Linked DNA regions of Homo sapiens: region 1 is linked to region 2. A link is a contact called in ENCODE Hi-C data. All regions are on one chromosome and are shown on one strand. The core of a region is the stretch at or near the end of the contact, and the rest is flanking DNA. Distances in the headings are between cores, read along the strand shown.

What was found. A loop is a pair of places that touch in the nucleus more often than their neighbours do. Pooled maps may share reads with other maps.
Region 1: a map of ascending aorta shows a loop between it and region 2 (4-fold over the local background). The contact joins two enhancer-like sites. A Hi-C loop is called at or near these places in 2 of 168 maps with a recorded cell type or tissue (aorta and ascending aorta) and 3 of 50 pooled maps.

The regions. Positions count from the first base shown.
Region 1 is chr1:56,069,720-56,076,076 of GRCh38, forward strand. The region is part of intron 2 of LOC105378741 (a long non-coding RNA gene); the gene reads right to left. It overlaps LOC124904591 (a long non-coding RNA gene), which reads left to right. Exons shown (of 2, transcript XR_007067031.1): 2 at 581-796. Among named protein-coding and RNA genes, the nearest start is that of LINC01755, 130 kb to the left of the region's middle. Within about 2 kb of position 4,877, at least 12 of the 41 ENCODE cell types and tissues checked have a DNase peak (open chromatin) inside an H3K27ac peak, as active enhancers do; they include ascending aorta, where a contact is called at or near this core.
Region 2 is chr1:55,441,823-55,447,843 of GRCh38, forward strand. No RefSeq gene overlaps it. Among named protein-coding and RNA genes, the nearest start is that of MIR4422, 220 kb to the left of the region's middle. Within about 2 kb of position 1,834, at least 11 of the 41 ENCODE cell types and tissues checked have a DNase peak (open chromatin) inside an H3K27ac peak, as active enhancers do; they include ascending aorta, where a contact is called at or near this core.

The DNA.
Region 1 (6,357 bases), core at 3,627-6,126, 630 kb after region 2:
AAAAAACCATGAAAACAAACTTAAGATTCTCCATCTTTGAAAATACCATGAGTATATGGTTCAATAAATTGATGGAACCTCAGGAAGCAAATTTTGTCATTGCTCCCTATCAGTTAGGATGCTTTCAGCTGCACGCAATAGAAACTCAGACTGGCTTAAAGAATAAGGAAATGCAATAGCTCTAGGAGGAGCTCTAGGAACTCAGAAGGCATAGCACAATCAGTGGCTCAATAGTATAATCAAGCATTTTGGCTTTTTCCATCTCTGCATTCAGCCATCCAAAACACTGGCCTCATCCTAAAGCTGGTCCCCCTTGAGAATGTAACATGGATGCCAATATCAATTGGGACTAGATGCTTCTTTGTTGTCATCACTGAGAAAGAGAAGGAAAAGTATTTTCCTCAATAATGGAATATAAGTCTTTTCCTTTATCTTTATTACAGGTCACTACTAAATCACTGACCATGGGGGAAATGTCACTTGTTTATTGGCTTAGATTAATTGAGATTTATCTTTAGAACTAGGAATGGTATCAATCTTTCCTGTGTCTCCTTCCTAACACTACCATGGTTTTCTTCAGGCATCCATGTCCTCCAGGATATAAAGGAAGAAGTTGAGGGATGGATGCAGAGTATACTATTCTCCACCATTACAAATTGGGCACCTTTGCTTTTGAATGAGTGACCACAGCCCTGGAAACTTGTATGCTTTGCTAATTGAGGGCAGATGAGCCTCAGGTCAATCCCCCATCAATTATCCACTCAACAACAATAAAATGCTAACTTGTATGCCCTAACCCAGTTTGTTTAATTATTTGGAAGTGATTTTGTATCTAAACAACCCACACACTGGACATAAGCAATCCTGGATAAAATAGAAGTTTATTAAACTCATCTTCATATTTACATAAATTATTTTTTAAAAAGACACCATCTAGGCCAAGACCAGTTTTATTTTTCCCTTCAAAGAATAATGTTGAGGATCAATTTCTCCAGCTTAACATCACCAGCCTTGGCAGCAGCTCATATTTGGAATATAAATGATGTCATCTGGTTGGCCTTTTCCCATCACAAACAGTAAATCTCTAAATCTGGAGAGATCTTTTATTTGGTTACACATATTGTACAGCATCAAGGGGTTAGAACACATGTGCTAGAGATTATTAAAATCATCTGGAGGAGAATGGCTTATTATTGGAAAGCCCAGAACTTATGACCCTTTCATGCCTGGTGTCTCCATCAACTCTTCTTTCGCTCCTACCTTTTCAAAGAAATAATTGTGGCCGATTGGCCCATGATTATTTGCATACTAAGGTTTTTCTGGTGCACCATGCCTCTTCTCTGGAAAAAGATATCCCTAGCAGAGTATAGAGAAAGGGGAACAGGATTAGGAATCAGAAAGCCAGTCACAGCAACATGCCAAAATATGACTTTGGGTAACACATTTGAACTCTACTAATTTCACTCTCTCATCTATAAAATGAAAATAATAATAACCAGCCTCACAGGAATTTTTTAGATAGATAGTTTTTTAAAAAGTCATTGAATATCTGTTTATCACTGTATAATTTGCTAAAATCTTTCAATTACATTAGCATTAGTCTTACCTAGCACAAGAAAGACACTCAACAGATATTTGTTGAATAGCATGTAAATTGGTGATATTATAGTTTGATGGATTCTGAGTCGTTAAGGTATCTATCACACCTCTGAACTTAGTTTTCTTTATTTATAATGTGTATTCAACTGTATCTCTTTTTAGGGTTGTTGTAAGAGATAAAGAAAATAACATACATGAAGTATCAGTTTCGGGCACTTTGGTGTGTACTTGAGAAAGAGGTTTCCTTTTCTCTGATCGCTTCTTCTTTCAGAGCTTCATTCTTCTCATTCAACAGAATTGGTCATAATTATAACATTCTACTTGTTGAGGAGATAGCTGTGGGGCAAAGAGAACAGGGGGGCCAAGCTTTGGTCCTAATTTTCCATCTTCCCAGTTGTGTGAACTTTGACAATTTGGGGGAGTCTGTTTCCCCATTTGAAAAATAAGGAGCTTGTCTAGATCTGAAGTTCCCAAATTTTTGAAGTTTATAGAGCAAACAAACAAATAAACAAACAACAACAACAACAACAACAAAAGACCAGTACCAACCAGGAGCCTAACATAACATGGTCAATTTTTTGATCTGAGAAATAGATTTTTGAAAAATAACTGTCACTTACCATTACAATCATTTCAAATTAAAGGACAAGGAACTCCAAAAAAGAAAAAAAAGAAAAATTATGAAATATAAGACATGACTCTAAAATGATTACATTAACCTCATGGGGAAAGATGCTGAATCGTCTTATTGTCCTTATTTTTTTCTCATTTTTCCACAGACCTGTGAAAACTTGTTGTGGACCAACATGGGTCTTCAGAGTAGTACTTGGGAACCTGTACTGTTCTGTATTGTGGACCAACATGGGTCTTCAGAGTAGCACTTGGGAACCACTGGGATGCATGACATGGAAGGGCTCTTCTAGCACTATGTCCTGTGATTCTATCATAATTCCACCATGGTGAAAAGCTGGGATACTTAAACAACAGTTTGTTTAGGTGAAATCAGTAAAACAATGATCTGATTCAGCTAAGAAGCTGATCCCTGAAGTCATTTTGCTGAACTGAATGACTCTAGATCTTGATAGGAAGTATAATTTAGTCAAAACAATCTAAATTGTTATGTGTGGATTGACACATATGAGTTGTTCCCGCAGGTCTTCAAAATACTTCCTTGCCCCTAATGAGGCTGACTCAGGCTTTGTTCCCCACCAACTATAAATTGATAAGTATCACACTTGTACCTACCTACATCAAAATGAGAGAGATATGTGAGTGAGCCAAACATATCCAAAGCATTCCTAATTCAGGCACTATGTGCTCACCCTGAGGTTAGCTTCTCTGACACCTTCCACTCTCTAATCTTGAGCCAAAATATGTCTCTACACTCTACTGTGGTGATCTCAAAGTCCCTGTATGAATGCCTCATATTTTATCACCAAAATTCTAAATAGAGACTCTCTGTTTCATGGTTAGCACTCATTTCTACCAAGCTTGATCATCTGAGGTGGACCAAATTAGAAATAGGCAAGCAAAATAGAGGTAGGAGAAGCTATTAATACAGGTCAGGAAGAGATTAGTTTTGGCTGGGTGCTGTGGCTCACAGCTGTAATCCTAGCATTTTGGGAAGCTGAGGTGGGCGGATCACTTGAGGTCAGGAGTTTGAGACCAGCCTGGCCAACATGGTGAATTTCCATCTCAACTAAAAATAGAAAAATCAGCTGGGCATAGTGGAAGGCACCTGTAATCTCAGCTACTTGGCAGGCTGAGGCAGGAGAATCACTTGAACCCAGGAGGCAGAAGTTGCAGTGAGCTGAGATTGCACCACTGCACTCCATCCTGGGCAACAGAGTGAGACTCCATCTCAAAAATAAATAAATAAACAAATATAGACAGGTCAGGAGTTGTGGGTTGTGGCTTTGCTTGACTTCACAGAAGAAAGAGAGAAAAATCAAACAGAACTAACTGTAAGCTACTGAGGACAATAATAGATGTTCATATCTTTGGTTCTAAGTCATCAAGAAAAGTTTAAACTATGTACAAGAACCTTCTCAAGGAAGCAGATAATTCATTGAGATAGATGCTTGGGGGTGAGGGCAAACCTCAGCTATCAGGAAATTCATCTCAAGTTAGCAAACGTGAATTCTCCTGTGATCCTAGGGTAATGAAGTAGTAACAGCAATAGAAACAACCATAATAATGGCTGGCTACTGCATTGTACTCTGCCTCTTAGGAGTACTTCCATTTTCTCATTTAATATTCAGATCAACCCCATGAGGAACAAATAATAATTTTTATTATCCACTCATTTCTCCAAGTGAGGAAATCAAAGCTCAGCTTGGTTAAGTAGCTTGCCAAGACAGCAGAGCTAGTCAGTGGCAGAGTAAGAATGCAAACCCTAGTCTTCTAACTTGAAGCCCAGTGCATTTCCCACCCTCTGATCTTCTCTCATCCTTATAAATAGCCATAAGACTAAGTAGTTCAAAAATATCTTCTTTCTGGTTCTCAGGCCCATTACAAATGCCACTTGCCCTGGGTAGGAAAATAAAGCCCAAGCTCTTTGCTGGACTATGTGCTAAGTCCTTGGCGCCCAGAAATAACCTCCTGGAGACTATGGGCCTTATATTTACCGCAAAGCAGTGGGTAAATAACTAGTTGGTGTTTTAGTGTTTTGTGGTCACTTAATCTGTTGTGTTGCTTCCCAAGACTCTGAAGGTTTCCTTTTTCAGTTAATTCTTATTTACGTTTCTGAGGTCTGTGTTGTTTTGGGTTTGGTTCATTGGATGTTTTTCTTGGAATGTGTTGCCATTGGCTTCAGGATGTTCCTGCTCTGCTATTTCATGGAATTTTCCCCGAGTGTGGATTGCTATGTATTTCTTCGGGGCAGTGAGCCAAGGCAGTGCTGGTATGTAATCTGTTCCTCTGGCCAGAAGACTTCTTGTCACCCATCCACATGGTGCTTGGTTGTATTTCTCCACTGATAATTCCCCTCCATCTGTTAATGTGCAGGAACCTTGGACTTCAGCCATCTTGTGTGTTGTGCGTTATTGGCTCTGGATAAGACAAGGCCAGTTGCTTCTGATAGAGATTGTGTCAACTGATTCTACCAGTTTGTTCTATCAGCCCAGGGTTGGGGAAGGAGATAGATGCCAAGTGTCATAGAAAGAGTGGAGAAGGCTCACAGGGTTAATGCTATAGACAAAGCAAGAATTTGTGATTGAAAACGTCCAGCCCTTCACACAGCCCTATGCCCCAGTAGGAGAAGAGCCAGGAATGCCAGGTGCATTGAAAACACCACACTCTCCCATGGCTCTCAGCGAGCCTTTCTTCCTTTGTCTTTGACAATCCAATACAAAGTATGTGCCAAAGAAAAATAAGAATTTGTTCCATATCAGAAAGTTTCGTTCTTTGGATATTTTCTTTGTGGGTAAAAATAAAATATTAGAAAGGTCAAATAGTGTTTGTTCAATAAAATGGTATGCTTCCCAAGGCTTTCAGCCTAATTAAGATACAAAGCACACATTGAGGCAGAAAGTTGCCCTCGATAAATTCTTTGTTTGGCTATTTTATTTATCGTACTTCATTCCATTGTTTTGTGTGTTGTATATCTTACTCTTTCCATAAGGAATTTGTGATAGCTTACAAAAATGTGTCAATAAAAAATAAAATATCTTTAAATCACTGGAAGCATCAAGGTGAATGGATAATATTAAAGATATGAATAAGATTAGGGTTAGTATTTCATAACAGATAACCCTGTAAAATTGTTAAAAGCGATTCATCAAATTGACTAAAAAAATCCTACCGTTTATCACTTGAAGTGTGCTGTGGCTCTCTAATCTATAGGTAGTCTAAATTGGGTGCATTTAAGAATCTGCACAGTTTGATTTTAATTTGGAGGTGAAAGAGGCCAACTCTAATCCCCACATTGACTTCACATGCACTGGCGCACATCTGAAGGTCAACAGTTTTCATATTTGCAAAGAGACAAGAGGAGAACTAATACTTACTAGGTACCTAATACATATTAGGCATTGTACCAATAATTTGACATTTAATAATTCATTGATATTCTCAACCACTCTATGAGATAATAATTACCTCCATTGGACAGATAACATAAGCAAAGCTGAGTAACTTGGGCAAGTGTACTCAACTAGTAGGGACAAAACTAAGATCAACACAGGTATATTTGACCTCAAAGTCAACGTTCTTCTCATACTGTGCCTGACAGACAGGTAAGAGGGTATGGAATATGCTTCCCCCAGTTGATGAGTGTCGAAACTCTCAAACAAACGTGGTTTATTCTGAGCTTGCCCTCAAGCTGTAGGTTGACCAGGAAATAAGTATAAGTTCAAAGCAGATCACAGTGTTTGGAAGTTAAGGTCAACAGAAAGACATATCTGTGGTTATGACACTATACACTGCCATACAAATGTCCTCCAACCATTCCAGAGAGAACATAGGTAAGTTCCTCCAAATTGAAGACATTCATAAAAATAAAAGAATAAGAAGCTATAGTTGTATATGGAATGAGCAGTCATATTAATCAGACAGAGAATGGCTATGGTGTTTGTTGTACCTTCCAGTCAGAGCAAACCAGTAACATTAGAAATCTTTGTGGTCTCCAAAATTCTTGCATCTCTGACCCTTCTCAAGTGTCATCCTCTCTATTTTTCCCCATTTTCCCTTCCTGGCAAACTCCTACTTATTCCACAATTTCTCAAATGCCACTTCTGCAACGACTTTTCTCTGTCTCTC
Region 2 (6,021 bases), core at 584-3,083:
TTGTTTTTTATTTTTCTCTCTATTCTTTTCTGTGCTTTCTCTTATTTTTCTGAGGAATGTGTATTCACCTTTAGATTCAGAAAAGAAACTTAAAATATTGATTAAACTAATGCTGTCTAGCAAAAAACATAACTTTATTATTACGAACAAGTGAGTAATGTAAATGGCTGTTATTAATACTAATGACAATTATTCAGTACTTAATATGTAATAATATATCAATATTATTACAATGATTTAAAAAGTAATAATTGAGTATTTATTATATATAAGGATTTAGTTAATAGTAAGGATTATAATCATTCTTGTTGTATAGATGACAAAGCTGAGACCCCTGATGAATAAGTGGCTTGCTCAAAGTCCGAGAGCTTTAACTGGTGGAACCAGGGCTTGAACTAGGTTTGCTTGACACTAAGGCCCCTGTTTTTCACCACCGAAGTTCAGGTGAATTCTCTTCTGGACAGCATGAGATATCTCGTGGGACAGCCCTTCAAAGTGAGTCTACCTCATAAGACAACATGGGTCACAGCCTGGGGCCTGCTAGAAGCTCAGCCCAACATTATTTGATAGAATCAGTTAGTTGTCAAAGCATCAACTTGAAAAGAGAATTCAATTTTCCCTAAAGTTGAGGAAAACAGGCTTTCTTCCCTATTTCCTTCAGTGAAAACAGGGAAAACACACACAAGAGAGTTCGAGTGCTAGATGCTGACCTTTTTCTAAACAAAGCTTCTGTTATCCATTTTCTCTGTCTTCCTACCTGACCCAAACCTCTTCAGATGGATGCAGTTTTCTTCTTTAAAAATATTAGTATCTTCAAGCAGGTTACAATCAAGGCCTCCGAGTCTAGGTGCCTTCCTACCTCCTTCCAGTGGCTGTGATGCTCCATGAAGTGTTTATATTTAACTCATGGAGAGCAACCTTATTTTTCTAGTTTTTTTTTTTTTTTTTTCCTGAGACAGAGTCTCGCTCTGTTGCCCAGGCTGGATTGTGGTGGTGTGATCTCGGCTCACTGCAACCTCCACCTCCTGGGTTCAAGCAGTTCTCTGCCTCAGCCTCCCAAGTAGCTGGGATTATAGGCACCTGCCACCATGCCCGGCTAATTTTTGTGTTTTTAGTAGAGATGGGGTTTTACCATCTTGGCCATTCTGGTCTTGAATTCCTGACCTTGTGTTCCACCTGCCTCAGCCTCCCAAAGTGCAGGGATTACAGGCGTGAGCCACTGCACCTGGCCTTTTTCTAGTTCTTAAGAAAGAGTGGTGTGTGGCCTGAGTCACTTCGGTCTCTAAGACCTGTGGTCTCCTACCACACCTTGCAGAGTTGTGGTAAGGATTAGTGATAGCATGCCGAAAGCATATTATTCTGTAGACTCCATGAAGGCAGGATAAAGCCAGCCTTGTCCCCAGATGTATCTCCATTTCTTAGCACAGTGCCCTGCATGCAGCAGGTACTCAGCACATCTGTGATAAGTAGGAATGTGAATGAATAAACATAGCACATTACCAGGGAGACAGTAGGTACTCAACAAACCCTAGCCATGATACACTATTACCCTGCTGCTCTCTGGCCCTTAGTCTATGCATCTGTATTAACAAGGGCTTGGACTAGTTGGTCTCTAGGGTACTCTCCAGCTCTGACATTCTATGCCTGAATCCAAATACTCCAGAAGCAACCTGGGGCTCAGGGAGGAAAGATGATCTTCTCAGCATGTGCACAGAATTATTTGGCGTGTTCTCCATGTGAGACGAAGAGCCTGTGTACCGTCCTGAGGCTCATTCTGCCCTCTTCAACACACCATCTGGACCTCTCCACTTGGCAGTTTGCAACATCTGTCAGAAGTGCTTGGTGCCAGGATGACTCTTGCTGCAAGCATGTCCTTGGAAAGCTCTGGAAATAGGGAGCCTGCCGGGAGTTTATGTAACATGCTGAGTGGCCAGAGGACTGTGCGCAAAGGGCTCTGATCCCATAGCGGGTCAGCCTGCTATGACCACTCAGGGTGACTCAACTGATTGTCACATGCAACTTACAAACTGCTGACGACAGAGAGCACTGTGGTGAAAGGGACAGGAAATTCTGCCTCTGCTTTATATACTTTTTGGTGGTTATTCCCCTTTTTATTCTAAAAAGGAAGGATTTGAGATTGCTGACTCAAATACAAAGAATATAAAAAATAAATTAGAAAATCAGAATGAAAGGTGTAGGGGAGAAAATATTTCTTTCCCAACCTATTGCAAGGTTTATGACTGATATCCCAATGACAAAGACAGATTAACAAGAGAAAAGCGTAACTTATTTGTTTAATATAGTTTTACATGACTGAGGAGTCTTTGGAAATGAAGGCCCAAAGATCCAGGGAAAGCTGCATATTTTTATGGACAGACATAATAGAAGCTTGATTGAAGGACAGAAGGGTATCATCCAATGGTGCAAAATTAGGGGGAACTTAGCAAGGTTTATTTGTTCAGATTCTTCTTGGCCTCTGGATATAGGGCAGGACACTTCTGGAATGAGGGTCTTGTGACCTACGTTTAGGGGAGGTAGGTCAGAGAATTCTTTTGTGGCCTGCTTCAGGATAGAAAGGCCAGAGAAAGTCAGAGAGACCGTCCCACTTTTATAGTTTTCTTAATTTCCTCCAGCTTAAAGTCCTCCGTGTGTCAAGATGCCATATTTTGGGGTATTATATTGTGAGCCCTGACAAGGGAAAAGACTTGCTGGGGGTCTCTTCTACTTGCCTCTTCAGACCTACTCCACCTGCCGTCCTGCTGTCTGCCCTGGGGCACTGACCATGTGGCTTATATCTGGATTTTTACTGGCTTTGGCCATGGGGCGCACCAGCAGGAGATCAGAGGGAGGAGGGGAGTGAGGTCCTGAAGTCACTTTGGGCAGGCTGTGTCCTTCCCTAGAGGACACAAATCCTCTCAAATTGACCTTCTCAGTAAGACTCTTTCTTTCTAGACAGGTAATTGCTCTGTCTCCTGGGACTAGTGGTGAAGCTCCACTGTTATTGGCCCCTGGATAGTGCACTGTCTGTTGTACTTCCCCTATCTCCTGCCCACAGCTCTGTAAATAGCCCCGTTTTAAATAAACCTTTCTTGAATTATCTTAAATTGAGTGTTCCCTCTGTTTCCTGTTAGGACTTGACTGATACATAAGGATAGAAAATACAAGAGGGAACCAGAAATAATGCTCATGGATGAGATACAAATTGTAGTGCCCTGTACATGTGCCAAAAAAAAGATGTGAGTGTGTGCTATCCGTTTGACTTGAGCTTCCTAGTGACCAAAGCAACAGAACCATAGGAGGAGGTCTCCAGTCATCATTTCTTACCACCAGAGTCTAAGGGACCTTACTACATAAAACTCTGTCACTCCCATTATCTTGTGGGTTAAACTGTGTCCCCCAAAATGATAAGCTCAAGTCTTAGCCACTAGTACCTATGAATATGATCTTATTTGGAAACAGGGTCTTTGCAGATGAGACCACCTTAAGATGAACTGATAGCAAAGTGGTGTGGGCCCCTAATCCAATGACTGGTGCCCTTAATGAAGAGAGAAATGTAGACACACAGAAACATACTAGGAGGATGCCATGTGAAGATGGAGGCAGAGGCTGGAGTAATGCCCAACTAGAGGTTAGGAGAGACACATGGAACAGTTTCTCTCTGAGTCTCTAGAAGGAACCAAACTGGCCGACACCTTGATTTTGAACTTCTGGTCTCTGTAACTATGACAGAATAAGTTTCTGTTGTTTTGAGCCACCCAGTTTGTGGTACTGGGTTATGACAGCCCTAGAAAGCAAGTACACTTTGAAGTGGCATCAAGACTCTTGATATGACTATGCCTACTTTCTAGCTTCATCTCCCACCACTCACCGGCTTGCCCTGTTTGTCTGGTTCTTACATCACTGTGCTATCCCAGAGTCCTCAGCCTTTTGGCTGTATTCTTATCACAGCCTGGATTGCCTCTTCTACTTTTCACCCTGATAGATTCAGCTCAGGCGTGGCTTTCCCCAGGAACCCTTCCCTGGCTCTCCCAGCTGTCTTGGGTCCATCTCCTTTGAACTCCCATATCATTGATAATAGGCACCTGATGCATTTGTTTCCCTCCCTCAACAGTAACCTCCTCAAGAGTGATATCATGTTCCTCTTTGCATCCCCAGGGTCTAGAACAGTGCCTGGCACACAGTAGATTCCCAATAATATAGATATAAATATCCTCAGCAGGATATTTGTTTGGGGTACCTGCTACCAGCCAGGTACTTTTCTAGCCACTTCATATGCACTTCATTTGTGGTGAGGAAATTGAAGCTTGCATAGGATACTGTCTAAGTTATGTGTCCATAAGTGATGGAACTGGAATTGAAATTAGATCTGACTGACTATAGTCTAGTCTCTCCCATTCCAATCTGCTGCCTCTTTACATTGGACAGAAAGAGAAGGGCCAGGTTAGGGAGGATCTAAATGCTAGATTTTTGTCCACAATAAACTCATCTTGAGCAATCAGCTTTGAGCCCTGCATGAATGTTGATCAAATGATTGTGTATTTACTAAATCTCTTTTTGCTTTTGCTCAGGAAGCAGAAATGTTTATTTCTTTAAAAAACACAGTTGATAAGTGGGGCAATATGGATGGGATACTCAGTCCTTTGAAGAGGCTGAGATTTCTATTGGCAGAACATTAAAAATGAGAGATGCTGGTTTTAAGTCTGAATAGCAATGCCATTTTTCATTGCTGTGTCATACTGTGTCTGTGCAGCTCAGAAATGATCGCACCACCCAGACAGCCATTCCTGTCTGTGTTCCAGCCTGCCTTCTAGAGAACACACATTTGAGGAGTGGACCTGTGAGATGATAAAACAATGAGAAAGGCGGACAGGGAAACTACCTTTCATTGAGAAGTTAGAATTTCCTTTTTAATTTAAACCTTACTATCCTTCAACCTAGTTATTATTATGCCCATTTTGCAAATGGCAAAGCTGAGGCTCAGAGGGGAGAAGAGGCTTACTTCGATGGGAATATATATTCAACGGATATTTGCAAAAGCCTGCTATGCACCAGGCACTAGGCTGAGTGCTGAGAATTTGGTGGTGAACAATAATGACAGCTCCTGTCTTCATTAAAAATAAAAGGCCGGGCGCGGTAGCTAACACCTGTAGTCCCAGAAATTTGGGAGGCTGAAGTGGGTGGATCATTTGAGGTCAGGAGTTTGAGACTAGCCTGGCCAACTTGGTGAAACCCCATCTCTACTAAAAATACAAAAATTAGCCAGGCGTGGTGGTATGTCCCTGTAATCTCAGCTACTTGGAGGCTGAGGCAGGAGAATTGCTTAGACCCGGGAGGCGGAGGTTGCAGTGAGCCGAGATCGTACCACTGCTCTCCAGCCTGGGTGATGGAGTGAGACTCTGTCTCAAAAAAAAAAAAAAAAAAAAGTAATGGCAAAACCCACAATTACTTCTGCACTAACTCAATAATATCCTTGTGAGGCAGAAAGTAATTAAACAGACGAAAATCACATATGTCTAAGCAGTGTGACTTTTTATTACTAATGGCAGAACTGGGGTTCAAACCTGGATGTGCAAGGCTTCAAATCCCAGATTCTTCTTGTGTATTTTTTCTTTCTTTTGGTAATGTCCCTCATTGATAATACTCATTTTCTGGTGCCTTTTTAGAGTATTGTCACTGAAAAACTTATGTCCAACCCAGAGGTCTTAAATAAGTTGATTTGCTTCTACTTAATCATAGGAGGTTTCCAGAGGGTCAAAGTTTGGACTCCTAGCTCTACTTCTTACCAAGTGCGTGAGCTTGGGCAAGTGCTATGACACACCTATTTACTTTTAGTCGTCTGTACTATGAAGATGATGTAAGGCTCAACAGAGAAGATGAATGGGAAGGTGCTTTGCAAACACTAAGGAACTCTCCAAATGCTGGAGACTATTAAAAACAAGCAAACAAAAACTTGTCCACCCTCATCAGTGAATAGCTACAACTATTATTCTAAGCACATAATTATTCTAAATAATATAAGAG